2 separate regions of the Mus musculus genome follow, and region 2 is linked to region 1. Evidence: chromatin contacts called from ENCODE Hi-C data. All regions are on one chromosome and are shown on one strand. Each heading gives the region's core, a stretch centred on a gene start or an enhancer-like site at or near the end of the contact. The rest is flanking DNA. Distances are from core to core; before and after follow the strand shown. Region 1 has its middle 12 kb from the start of Gm7694. Region 2 overlaps Atf6 (activating transcription factor 6).

Region 1 (6,453 bases), core at 3,672-6,171:
ATTTTTTCCATAGTGATTGACATTTCATTTTCATTGACATGCCATTCTCTTTATTATTTTAATGCTCTTTTTACAGATTTATCTCATTCATTACTCTGTGTCTTCTCTTTCTCTTTGATATTAATCAATTCTATCTTAGGCATTTCAGAGTCAGTCATTTATATCCATTTTGAGTCAGGGTCTTCCTATGGAGCCCAGGCTGGCCTCAGACAGACAGCACCCTATTCTTTCCACTTACTGTCCTTTTGTTTTCCTTTTCCCTCCTCTTCTGCTATCAACTGAGAAGAAGGAATTATTGCTTTAAATATGAAAGCTCTATTGAACTGTTTTGGTTTACCCAATACTCATTATAGCCTATATTTCTGGGTTTTTATTTTCCTACAATACTGTAAGTATATGGATTTCTACAATTTAGGAAATCCTCATTTTCCTTGTGACCATCACTAATCCCATGTGGTTTTCTGATATTATTTAAAATTCAGCCCATTCATTTTGTGTCCTTTATCACTTAAATGACAATAAATTCTGGAGTCAATTACCCATCCTTTCTTCTTATGCACCTCCAAGTATACAGTACCCTCCTGATTCATTAGTATTCTTACTAGCATGCTTACTGCAAGGGAATTTTTGTATCCTAGAAAATTTTTAGAATCCCCATTAAAGCTGATCTTTTGAGTGATAAACCTTCTTTAGTCTTAAATACTTTATAATGTCTTTTAGATTTTATACGTTTTAGGCATTGTGATAACTAACTAAGTAGCAAATGGTAGATTAAAAGCTCACAATGTAAAAATGCTAAGTCACTAACTTTAGTCCCTTTAACTTTGTGCATGGGCATCTTACTGAGAAAGCACTAACTGCATTCTCCTTCACAGTTGGTTATTTTTCCTGGAAATTTAAAAGCTGGGTTTATAATATTAAATTTCTATGAATTGTTACCAATTATACATTTTTGAAATTCTGTGTGTCTCTGCTCCCCTCTCCCCACCTCTAACTGTGTGCATCATCATGAACTCAAACATTTGGACACCCTCAATCACTATGTAACTAAGGTTGCCCTGGAACTTGCTAGGCAGCTCAAGCTGCTCTCAAATTCCAGATTCCCTCATGCAGGCACTATAGGACTGCATGGCCATTCCAGACACTATACTTTTATTCAAAGTCTTTCTTCCCATCCGTTTCTCTCCTCATCTGGAATGTCTAGTTAAGAAGTGTCATCTCTCTTAATTTTTTTCCTCCACAAACTACCCGTGGGTGGAATGATGTTAGTGTAAATACCAGCTACTCTAGGCAGAGGGCAGCATTTATTAATGCCATTTTTGTCATGAAAAATCTTTTGTGGAAGGAATGAGAAACTGCGATCCTAAATCAATCCACACGGGGTCAGGCAGCCATCAAGAAAAATAGTACCACAAGGATTTTTGTTTTGTTTTGTGTGTGTGTTTTTTTCCCAAGCACTGTTTGAGTAACCATGGTAGCTGCAAAACCTGACCGATTTTCCTTGGCAGGTATTTGCCAAACAGAACTCAGTGCCCAGTTGAACGCTTGAACTTCGGAGTCGATAACCAGGTAAGCACATAAGCCGTCCCTCCAGGGGTTTGTAAGCACTCCTGCCTCTTGGCTCCATCGTCTTCTGCAAGAGGAAATGCTTACATGTCAGCGCAGATTCTTACAAACACCCTGGAAAATCAATGTTTTGTGGAGACCCTAACAGCAGCTTTGTTATTGGCTGACATGGATGATCGACAAAGTCCTTAAAATCCCTAAAGTTTTGATCTGGGGCCTAGGAGACAAGGATAAGGTCTCTTACTTTGAAGTGTTACCATAGGGGTTCCATGAAATTCCTAGCACCATTTAAAAAACATAGTCTGCTGTTCCCTCTTCTGGAAAAAGAACAAGGGGTAGAGAAAAGGGTCTCTAAATTCCCATTTTGAAAGAATAATCAGTGTTTGGAGAAATTCCATTTATCCTTGGAGAAGGTCAAACTCAAAAAGATATTTCTAGGCCATGACTAGTTCCTGGAATTGCTCATTAGACTGGTGTGATGGAAATGCACAGAGTTACCGGATGGTGGCAGGGAAGATGAGTGACATCTCCACCACCCCTCATCCTCCACCCCCACTCGTGCACACATGATAACCCTGGCCTTCTGGGGCTCACTTTTCTTTTCATCAGGTGTATGGTTCATAGCCCTCCACCTCTCCCGCCCCCCCAGTCCTGCCAAGATAGCTCCCCTCAAGATGTGAGAATTAATGAGATCATGCACGTCGGGTTTTCTGACCACAGTAAAAGCTTATCTGTGTCTGGAAAATGGGCTTAATAAGATTATAGCATTCCAGAAAAATTCAAGTGAGAGGGCATGTGCAAACTGATCAGAACAATTGCTGGACTAACTACATAGGAGCTTCAGAGATACAATTAACCACCAGTGAAGGCCTAGAATGGCAAATGGATTATTAAGAACTGAAGATGGTATGAGCCCTGTCCCAAAAGCTCTCAGAGACTTGAGGAGAGACACAAAAGGCTGTACTGCTCTGCAAACCACCTGGGACTATATGACCACACAGCATGGGGTAGGGTGGGGTTTGAGGGTGAATATTCCCCATATGTTGAGGGTGAATATTTTCCATATGTTTAAGCGTTTGCATACTTGGTCCCCCAGCTGATTGGTGCTATTTGGGAACATATAGCTCAGCCTGGCCCAGACCTTGTGACTTCACATTCACAATAGACTGGGAACAGCAGAAAGAAACAGAGGGAGGGGAAGACACCGGTGGAAATGTGAAGGATGAATTGTCAAGGCCTGACAAAATCGGAGGAAGGCGCAAGTGTAGCTGAGGCAGTGGTGGTGGCGATTACCTGTAATCCCAGCACTTGGGAGGCTGAGACAGGAGGGTTGCAAGTTCAAGCCTATCCTAGGCTATGTAGTCAAACCCCAACTCCAAAAACCAAAACTAAAACAAAGGCAGGGAAGAGATTCTGGGCAATTTGGGGTCCATGGGTCCTGGGGTCCTGGTGTTCTGATGTTCTGGGGTTCTGGGGCAGAGATGAAATAGCAGCATAAAAGCTTGGAATAGTAGGTAGGTTGAGGCTGGGCAGAGGGTGACCTAGAGTACAGAGAACCATCTGACATCTCACTTCACAGCAAGGCCCTAGTCCTGGTCACAACATACACTACCCAGAGTCACTGACTGATATGGGAGAGGCCGGGCCAAAGTCCCTAACCCATACTCTAACTACTCTTACACGTGAGCTGTAATGCACACAGTCGCTGCCCATACAGGCCAACACAGTATCTCCAAACAATGAAGCTTCCCCAGCCAAACCTTCTCAACTACAAAGCATTCTCCAGCTCTGCTCTTTGTCCCAGACAACACACAGGACTAACTATGCCACGAAGGCTAATCTAAACAGTTTACGAAGAACCAAGGGGCACATGGGAAGTCTGGGCCGGTCAACTGCAGGTGTTGGGAACTCATCTACAGTGCTGATGTCTCAAGCTGGTTGGACTTACTTCCCTCTGCCTCGGAAGTCCAGGCTTGACTACCCTTCGGTGGCTGGGACAATCCCAAACTTCCTGGGGAGCAGTGCGTTGGCCCACGGTGTAGGCTGAACATCAGATCGAGCCAACTAGGATTATGTAAGAGGCACAAGCTTCGGACAGATAAGGCGGCAAACAGAGGGATGCTTTAAGGAAGAAGGTAGCTAAGCAGATGGCATTGGGAAGAGCTGACTATTGAAATGGTAAAAGGAGAAGAATGCTGCAGTTTGCTGGGGGGTTTGATTTGTGGGCCTTTTTCTTTTCCTATAGTAAAGGAAAACACAGGCCATGTTTTCTGCTCCATGCAACCAACATAAACTTAAGCAACTCCCACGGGAGAGAATGCAGTCTGGTGTATTCCAGTTGGTCCTTAAATATTTCTTCAGGCCTGCTTCTCTGTCTGTATTAATAGCCACGTTTCCTGGGGGTAGAGCTTCCCCAGGCTCCCTTGGGCTGGCCTATTCATCATGGCAGCAGCTGGAGATAAGCTGGACACAAAGACTCGTGTCTCAAGAGGGTCGGTCCCTAGATACCGAAAGTGGAGGAATTTTCTCATTAGTACGAAGTTGGTGGTGGGAAGACTGGGCTTTCATCCTGTGCCCCTGGTGAACATGACAGTAGGGAGGAAGGCTCACCGGAGGGGGAAAGACCTCCACAGGGATTTCACTGCACAACTGGAAGATTCTGAAGCAAGCTTTCTTGAGAGATGAAAAGCAGACACGCCACTTGTACTTAGGAGATAGTGAGTCTGAACACATGATCAATCTGTGCTTGTCCCTACTCCCAGGAGAGCCATGGTGGTGGTGGTGGTGGTGTGCTTCATGTGAGGTGTTATAAACCTGGAGGACCTTGTGGGGAGCACTGCTGAGTGAAGCCTAGATGACCCAGAGGGTCAAAATCTCAAGAGCTAATCATGGCCAGGCCGGGCTTGGAAATTCAGAGGTTTGGGATGGCAGGGAATGAAGAGACAATGGAAGCCTACAAAGTTCCTGAACATTCTTAGCATTCACATACCTCAGATTAATTCCAAAACTGGTGAGAAAGCTGACCAATAGGAAATTCTCTGAGTTGGGAACAGCATCTGGGGTGCAGGCTCAGAATTTCAACCAGGGTTCCCCACTAGCATTGCACTGACCCAGCAAACCAACTAGAGTTCTCAGTAGCCTAGACTGTCAATGTCCTTTAGCAATTGGTTTAAGCCCAGAGGAAATGGGCCCTCTTGCAGCTGAAATGAATTGGCCTGCTTTGGGTGATTCTGTCTGTGCTCTAACACATCTTGTTAGCACAGTACCTACAGGAGAGGCATGGCATCCTCGTCCACTGTTAAGAGAGGGCCCCGTATTGTCACCAGTGTCTAAATTAAAATGCATCTTCCCCCTCTAGTTTCTAGACCAGATTAGAGGACAGCTTTGAAAAAGTGTCATATGCACACCCACTTCTACACTTATATTTTAAAAATCCCTACTTTTTTATAATCATTTCTGCATACTTGACTATAGGCAATAAAATAAAACAAAAATGTTGCACAATTGTGGGAAAGGAGAGCATGATGTAGCAGGCGCATTTTAACACCTGATTGATGACAGAAGAAGAGCCCAAAGCCATCCAATAGAAAAGGTCACCTAAAGAATGGTCACTGCAGCACAGACTTAAAGAAAAATGTTGCTGTTGTTAAGTATTTTCAACGCCTTTTCCCATGCATAGCATATCACTGGGTTGGTTTTTGTTACTCCTGCTTTCCTGGAATAACATAGCTGTGCTCTGCAGTGGGGAAAGCCAGCTAGCTTAAAAAGTCCATCCTTCCTTCCTTCCTTCCTTCCTTCCTTCCTTCCTTCCTTCCTTCCTTCCTTCCTTCCTTCCTTCCTTCCTTCTCTCTCTTTCTCTTTCTTTCTTTCTTTCTTTCTTTCTTTCTTTCTTTCTTTCTTTCTTTCTTTCTTTCTTTTCTTTTCTTTCTTCCTTTCTCCCTCCTCTCTTTCTCTCTCTCTTTCTTTCTTTCTTTCTTTCTTTCTCTCTCTCTCCCTCTCTTTCTTTCTTTCTTTCTTTCTTTCTTTCTTTCTTTCTTTCTTTCTTTCTTTCTTTCTTTCTTTCTTCTCTCTCTCTTTCTCTCTTTCTCTTTTGCCACCTCTTGGAAGCCACAGCCATAAGATGCAGAAAAGGCCAGAGACTTGCCCTCATGTAAAGATGCTCATGACACAGAACCAGGAGCCTCAGCATGCTGGACTGTAGACTCCAAACCCTGGCTTAGTCATGGCAGCAAATGTCTAGACAGAAAGGACCCATTTTTCCCTCCTTTGGTAATGTGAATGGCCGTGTGAACACAACAGATGTCCCTTTCCCTCCAGAGCCTCCTGCTTCCTCTCTACCTTCTTTCTATTAAGAGAGTCAATAGATTGATTCTCTAGAGTACTGAACCTTCTACTTTCTTAATGCTGCAACATTTAATATAGTTCCTGTTTGTGGTGACCCCCAACCATAAAATTATTTCTGTTGCTACAGTTCATAACTATAATTTTGGTAGTTATGAATTGTAATCTAAGTATCTCTGTTTTCTGATGGTCTTAGGTGACCCCTATGAAACAGTCATTTGACCCCCATAGGGGTTGCGACTCATAGGTTGAGAACCATTGCTCTAGAGCATGGAACTGCTGCTCTAGGGCATGGCTCCTCCGGATCCTGAGATCTGACAACATTAATGGTGAAGGGACTCCTCATCAGCTCTTGTTTAAGTCACATTCTCTCAGTAAATGACATCTAGGGTTGTTGTAGTTCAAAGCAGCCATGGAAGCAATTTCCCTAAAGTCGACAGCTTTGAGTATTGTGCTGATAGCTGCTGATGCTAACTCCCTGCGAGGTCGTTGCTCTGGTCTCTGTGGGGAAGAATGTACACATGAGCATGGGGTTCTGCTCATTTA
Region 2 (5,755 bases), core at 2,759-5,258, 550 kb after region 1:
GACACTGAAAATGCAGCATCTTATGCCGCACTCGCGAAGTAAGCATAGACTGTTCATCTGTTCCCACTTCTCCCCACCCACTCTGGTCTTCCCTGGTCTGTAGTCATACAGACAGCGACTTATCACCATAAGGCTAGAGCTACGGCTAATATCCCTTCCCATTTCTTTTATTCACCCTTAAAAGAATTTTAAAAGCAAAGTAATTCTATTAATTCTTTATCAACACTGCCTTCTTCCACAATAAGGGAGATTAATCTTAAAATAAACAGTTATTTTACTTAATGGATGAACAAATAATATAAAGATGTATTAAGATGACTTTAACAATTCTCTCTTAATTTTCAGTGAATCTGTCATGTTTGTTAGGGTAACATAGGAAAAAATTAAGATTCCCTTCTAATAACACAGAATAAAGTAGGCTCAAAAAGTATAGAAAAACTAAATGTTAAAGATAAACTATATGGTTAATATATGGTTAATATAAGAAAATGCAGGAAATATCTTTGTGGTATATAAGCACAAAAGAACTTCTTAAAACTTCCAAATTGGGCCTGGAGCTAGCTAAGCAGATAAGAACACTTGTTCTTCAGCACCCACCCAGTGGCTCACAGCCATCTATACTCCGGTCCTGGGGTACCTGACATACTCTTCTGACCTCTGGAGTCACCAGGCATACACATGTAAGTGCACATATATGCATATAGGCAAAACACTGATACATATAAAATAAAATTTTAAAATCTAAAAGAAAACTTAAAAAACAATACCAACAAAACAAAACACTTCAAAATTAAGCCAAGAAGGAAAGAGGGTATATGTGGGGGCATATATGAGTAATTGAAAATTAATAAGTTTTACTTAACAAGACTGCAGCCGGGCAGTGGCAGCACACGCCTTTAATCCCAGCACTCAGGAGGCAGAGGCAGATGGATTTCTGAGTTCAAGAACAGCCTGGTCTACAGAGTGAGTTCCAGGACAGCCAAGGCTACACAGAGAAACGCTGTCTGGAAAAAAACAAAACAAAACAAAACAAAAAAACAAAAAACAAAAAAAAAAAACAAAAAAACCCAAAGACTACAAAGTTGATAGATAATAGGAAAATGAGGTTAGCAATGCCTTTACCCAGCAAGAGTTTGAGACTTGAGAGTCAGGGAGGAAAGTACTGTCTTCTCACACTTCTCACCTCAGGCTGGGAAAAACAGACAGGGAGCCCTGGGGCTCAGGTCAGCCACCTGATGAGTTAGGTCTGAGGACTGAGAGCTGTCTCACAGGGGTGAGGTACTCCTGACGAACCAGCCTCCTCACACACCAACACAGACGTCACACAGCACAACTTAATGTCTTAACCACTCATCTGATTCTTGCAAATAGCACAAAAACAGACAGTAAATCCATAGACAACTGTCAAAGGACAAGAATACACAATTTATGAAGATCATAAATACATAATGAAATTAGAGACAGTTTGTAAACAACCAATAATCAAAGAAAAAATAATCAAAGATTTACTATCTGGAAAAATCCCAGACTCCTGGATAACATCGGCCCTAGCAGAAAACTTCCCAGGCTCTTCAAAGCCTGCAGAGCGCCTGCTGAGCGCCTGCTGAGCGCCTGCTGAGCGCCTGCTGAGCGCCTGCTGAGCGCCTGCTGAGCGCCTGCTGAGCGCCTGCTGAGCGCCTGCTGAGCGCCTGCAGAGCGCCTGCTGAGCGCCTGCTGAGCGCCTGCTGAGCGCCTGCTGAGCGCCTGCAGCAGCTCCGGGAAAGCACGCAAGCACTGACTGACAAGGACCTGCAGCCTGTCACCCACTTTCTCCACATGTGGACATACATCCCAAGGGATCCTGACACAGGGCCACAAGAGAATATTATTTTTACAAAAATATATTCTTCATAGTATGGGTAAAATACAGTGAATGCGTTTTGAAATGTGCAGTTAGATGCAACAGAGTTAATAGATACAGAGTAACAGGAATTCATCTTTAAAAGTAAATGGGAGCCAGGCATGTGGAATACACCTATAACCACACCACTCAAGAAGCTGAAGCAGAGGTTCATGAGTTCAAGGTTAGCCTGAATTGCAAAGCAAAACTCTGTCTCAAAACTCAAATATAAATCAATAACAGCAAACCAATAATTAATAATAATAATACCATCTCTATAAATTTAAAATGCATACTTATAAATGAAATCAGAGAGGGGGACAAATAAACTTTTAATATATGATATTGGAATAAACCTTTTAATAATATTTTAGAGAAACATAAAATTGAGCCTGTGTCTCAAATCACATACTAAGGCAATTTTAAATGGATCTGAGGTCATCTTTACCTTATGAAAAACTTGTGTTAACACTCACTTAGAAAATATTCTTTCCTGAATAATTTAAGCATCAGGCATTAGATGGGGCTGCAAGAGCACCCTCCATGCCCGGGGGACTTGTCAGGGTACCAGAAGTGTTGGGAACACATTCACAAGGGGACCCACGGACCTAAGAAGGCAAGGCAAGGAAGGAGAGCCTTCATGTAACATGGCTGAGCCCAACAGAAGCCTAGTGAAAGATCACAGGAGCCATAGACAGCGACTCCTGGTGGCTAAATACGAGACAACACAAACACCAGAATAAATAATCACAGCAATGGTTACAGTCTAAACCCAATGGGAAACAGTAAGTCAACACTAATGTTAACAAGTATCTGGGTGATGGATAGCTTGACAAAGACCCGCACATTCGGGCAGGAGAACAGATTAGCGAGTAAAGGCACTGAGTTCAACCCCCGGAACCCATGTGGTAGAAAGAGTCTGACTTTCACACACTCACTGTGAGCCATCATGAACAACCATACATAAGACACACAAAATAAAAAAGTAAATGTTCATTTTTTTTTTTATTTTTTTATTTTTGGTTTTTCGAGACAGGGTTTCCCTGTATAGCCCTGGCTGTCCTGGAACTCACTTTGTAGACCAGGCTGGCCTCAAACTCAGAAATCTGCCTGCCTCTGCCTCCCGAGTGCTGGGATTAAAGGCGTGCGCCACCACGCCCAGCTTATTATTTTAAGAGCAGTACTTTTCCACGGTTTAAAAGTACCTTCTTCACAAAATACTGGCAACTAGCAAAGGGAGAAAAGAGCAGCTTCTTGGCTGAGAGCCTAGCAGATGCTGTCAGCTGACTGAGGTGAACATCACCAGTAACAGGACCACCTCAAACTGTCATCAAACTGAATCTTATCATCAAAAATAAATGACAAGGTGGAGTGTGGGTGGCCTGCACCTGTAACCTCAGTTCTTGGGAGGTGAAAGCAGGAGAATCAGGAGTTGAAGGCCATTTTCCATTACATAGCAACTTTAAACCAGTTCGAACTAGGTGAGATCCTATCTCAAAAGGCAAAAACAGATCTGGTAGTGGTGACATCCTTACTACTTTAATCCTAGGACTTAGGAGGCAGAGGTGGGTGATCTATATGAGCTGCAAGCCAACCTGGTAAACAGAGCAAGTTCCAAGACAGCCAAACAGCTAAAGCTATACAGAGAAACCCTGTCTCAAAAACCAAGAGAGAGAAAGAGAGAGACAGAGAGACAGAGAGAGAGAGGCTAAAACAAACAAACAAAAGACAGACACAAAACCACTTCTGTGGCATTCCTGCCATAGACACTAAAGCTGACTCCAATCCTGAGGAAACGTCTGGCACTCCAAATGATAAGGTCATTAAAGCACGAAGTCAAGAAGGAAGAATTGTTCCAGAATAAAGAAAATTAAAGCAGAAAGACAACCACATGCAACATAACCTGATGCTTTTGCTGGTCTGAATCTAAGGGGAGCTACATGGGAAATTGCACAATCTAAACCGGGACTGGGTAGTGCGAGTTTTGGTTTCTTTTAACCTCAGTTATGCTACGGAGACATGTTTCTGTTTTAATCCCTGGTGTGGCCTCCTTCAGCTTATCCACAGCAGCAGACTGACTGCCTCGTGCTCCAGCAGGGGCAGGATCTGTGCCCAGTGCAGATAGCTTAATTCTGGGAACTCTTGAGCGAGAGAAAAAAAAAAAAAAGCCAAATGCCAGAGGGGGCTGAGGGAACTCTGAGGGGCAGGGGAACACTAAGGAAGAAGCCTGGCTGTTCGGCTGTACCCCCTGCTGGGTCCTGCTCCTGCTGCTGATGGTTGAGAGGAAAGAGACCAGAAGAAGCTGGACTTCCCGGTAGCGGAAGATTAGACTTGCTTTAGTCAGCAGGAAGTAGTTTAAAGAGACCTAGCCTCCTTTCTCCTCCACCCTTCCTTCTCTACTACCTGGTGATGGGGGGTTGGAAGGAATAAGGGCTGGAAGGGAGAAAGAGGTACATAAAAACCAAATAAAATAGCTAAAACAAATATGCCTACAGGGCTACAGATGAGATTATTGTTATATATCAATGTTTAGTTCCTGGTTTTGGTGGCTGTATTGTTGTTAAAAAAAACATTCTTGTTCATAGGAGGTAGACATTATAGAATTTGGAATTCAGTGGCCAACTGACCCTCAAATGGCTCAGACAAAAATCTCCACAATATATTTGCAAATTTAAGATCATTCCAAATAAAAAGGCAGTGTAAGCAAGAGAACAAGAATAAAAAATTAGCCAGGCGGTGGTAGCGCATGCCTTTAGTCCCAGCACTTGGGAGGCAGAGGTAGGCAGATTTCTGAGTTCAAGGCCAGCCTGGTCTATAGAGTGAGTTCCAAGATAGCCAGGGCTACAGAGAAACCCTGTCTCGAAAAAACAAACAAACAAACAAAACAAAAACAAAAAACAATAAAAAATTAGAGAATGTCTTTCTGAGTGATAAGCTTTTGAGTAACAGGAGGAGGAAGAATAGAAGGAAAGGAGGAAGAGAGGTAAAAGGCAGGAAAAAGGATAAGGACATGGATAAGAGGAAGTGGAGGAAGAGCAGCAGCAACAATAACAGAACTAGTAAGAACAATAATAATAAAATAAATATATGTGCACCTTATATAAATATAAAGAAGAAGAAGAATAACCAGGCTAGGCGTGCTGGTTATTATTTTAATCTCTACACCTAGAAGGCAGAGACAGAAGGATCTCTACAAGTTCAAGGCCAACCTAGTCTCCATAATAAGTTCCAGGCCAGCCAGAGCTACACAGTGAAATCCTGCTGAAAGAAAGAAAGAAAGAAAGAAAGAAAGAAAGAAAGAAAGAAAGAAAGAAAGAAAGAAAGAAAGAAAGAAAGAGAGAGAGAGAGAGAGAGAGAGAGAGAGAGAGAGGGAGGGAGGGAGGGAGGGAGGGAGGGAGGGAGGGAGGGAGGGAGGGAGGGAGGGAGGGAGGGAGGGAGGGAAGGAAGGAAGGAAGGAAGGAAGGAAGGAAGGAAGGAAGGAAGGAAGGAAGGAAGGAAGGAAGGAAGGAAACAACCCAGGCCAGACACAGTGGCACATTCCTGCACTGAAGCCCAGCCTGGGCAACACAGTAAGACTACCTTTAAAAGAACCCTGCAATCCTAGCACTTGGGATGCTGGGGCAGCAGGACCACAAGTCAGAAGTCCCTTTCACTGCTGTACTGGTTTATACTGGTTACTAACTTGACGGGACCTAGAACCACCTTGAAAACAGATTCCTAGGCATAACTGTGAGGCACTTCCTAGTTAGACTCAAGTGGGAAGACCCACACTGAATGTGGGCAGCCTTGCTCCATGGGCTGAGGTGTCAGGCTTCAGAAACAGAGAAAGCAGGCAAAGCAGGGACGTTTGTCTGTCTGCTTTCTGACCATGGTCAC

Evidence for each region. A loop is a pair of places that touch in the nucleus more often than their neighbours do.
Region 2: a map of left cerebral cortex shows a loop between it and region 1 (5-fold over the local background). The contact joins two enhancer-like sites. A Hi-C loop is called at or near these places in 12 of 37 maps with a recorded cell type or tissue (Patski, adrenal gland, heart and 1 more).

What each region holds. Positions count from the first base shown.
Region 1 is chr1:170,291,354-170,297,806 of GRCm38, forward strand. No RefSeq gene overlaps it. Among named protein-coding and RNA genes, the nearest start is that of Gm7694, 12 kb to the right of the region's middle. Within about 2 kb of position 4,922, at least 1 of the 3 ENCODE cell types and tissues checked has a DNase peak (open chromatin) inside an H3K27ac peak, as active enhancers do.
Region 2 is chr1:170,841,988-170,847,742 of GRCm38, forward strand. The region is part of intron 4 of Atf6 (activating transcription factor 6); the gene reads right to left. Among named protein-coding and RNA genes, the nearest start is that of Gm29733, 6.1 kb to the right of the region's middle. Within about 2 kb of position 4,009, at least 2 of the 3 ENCODE cell types and tissues checked have a DNase peak (open chromatin) inside an H3K27ac peak, as active enhancers do.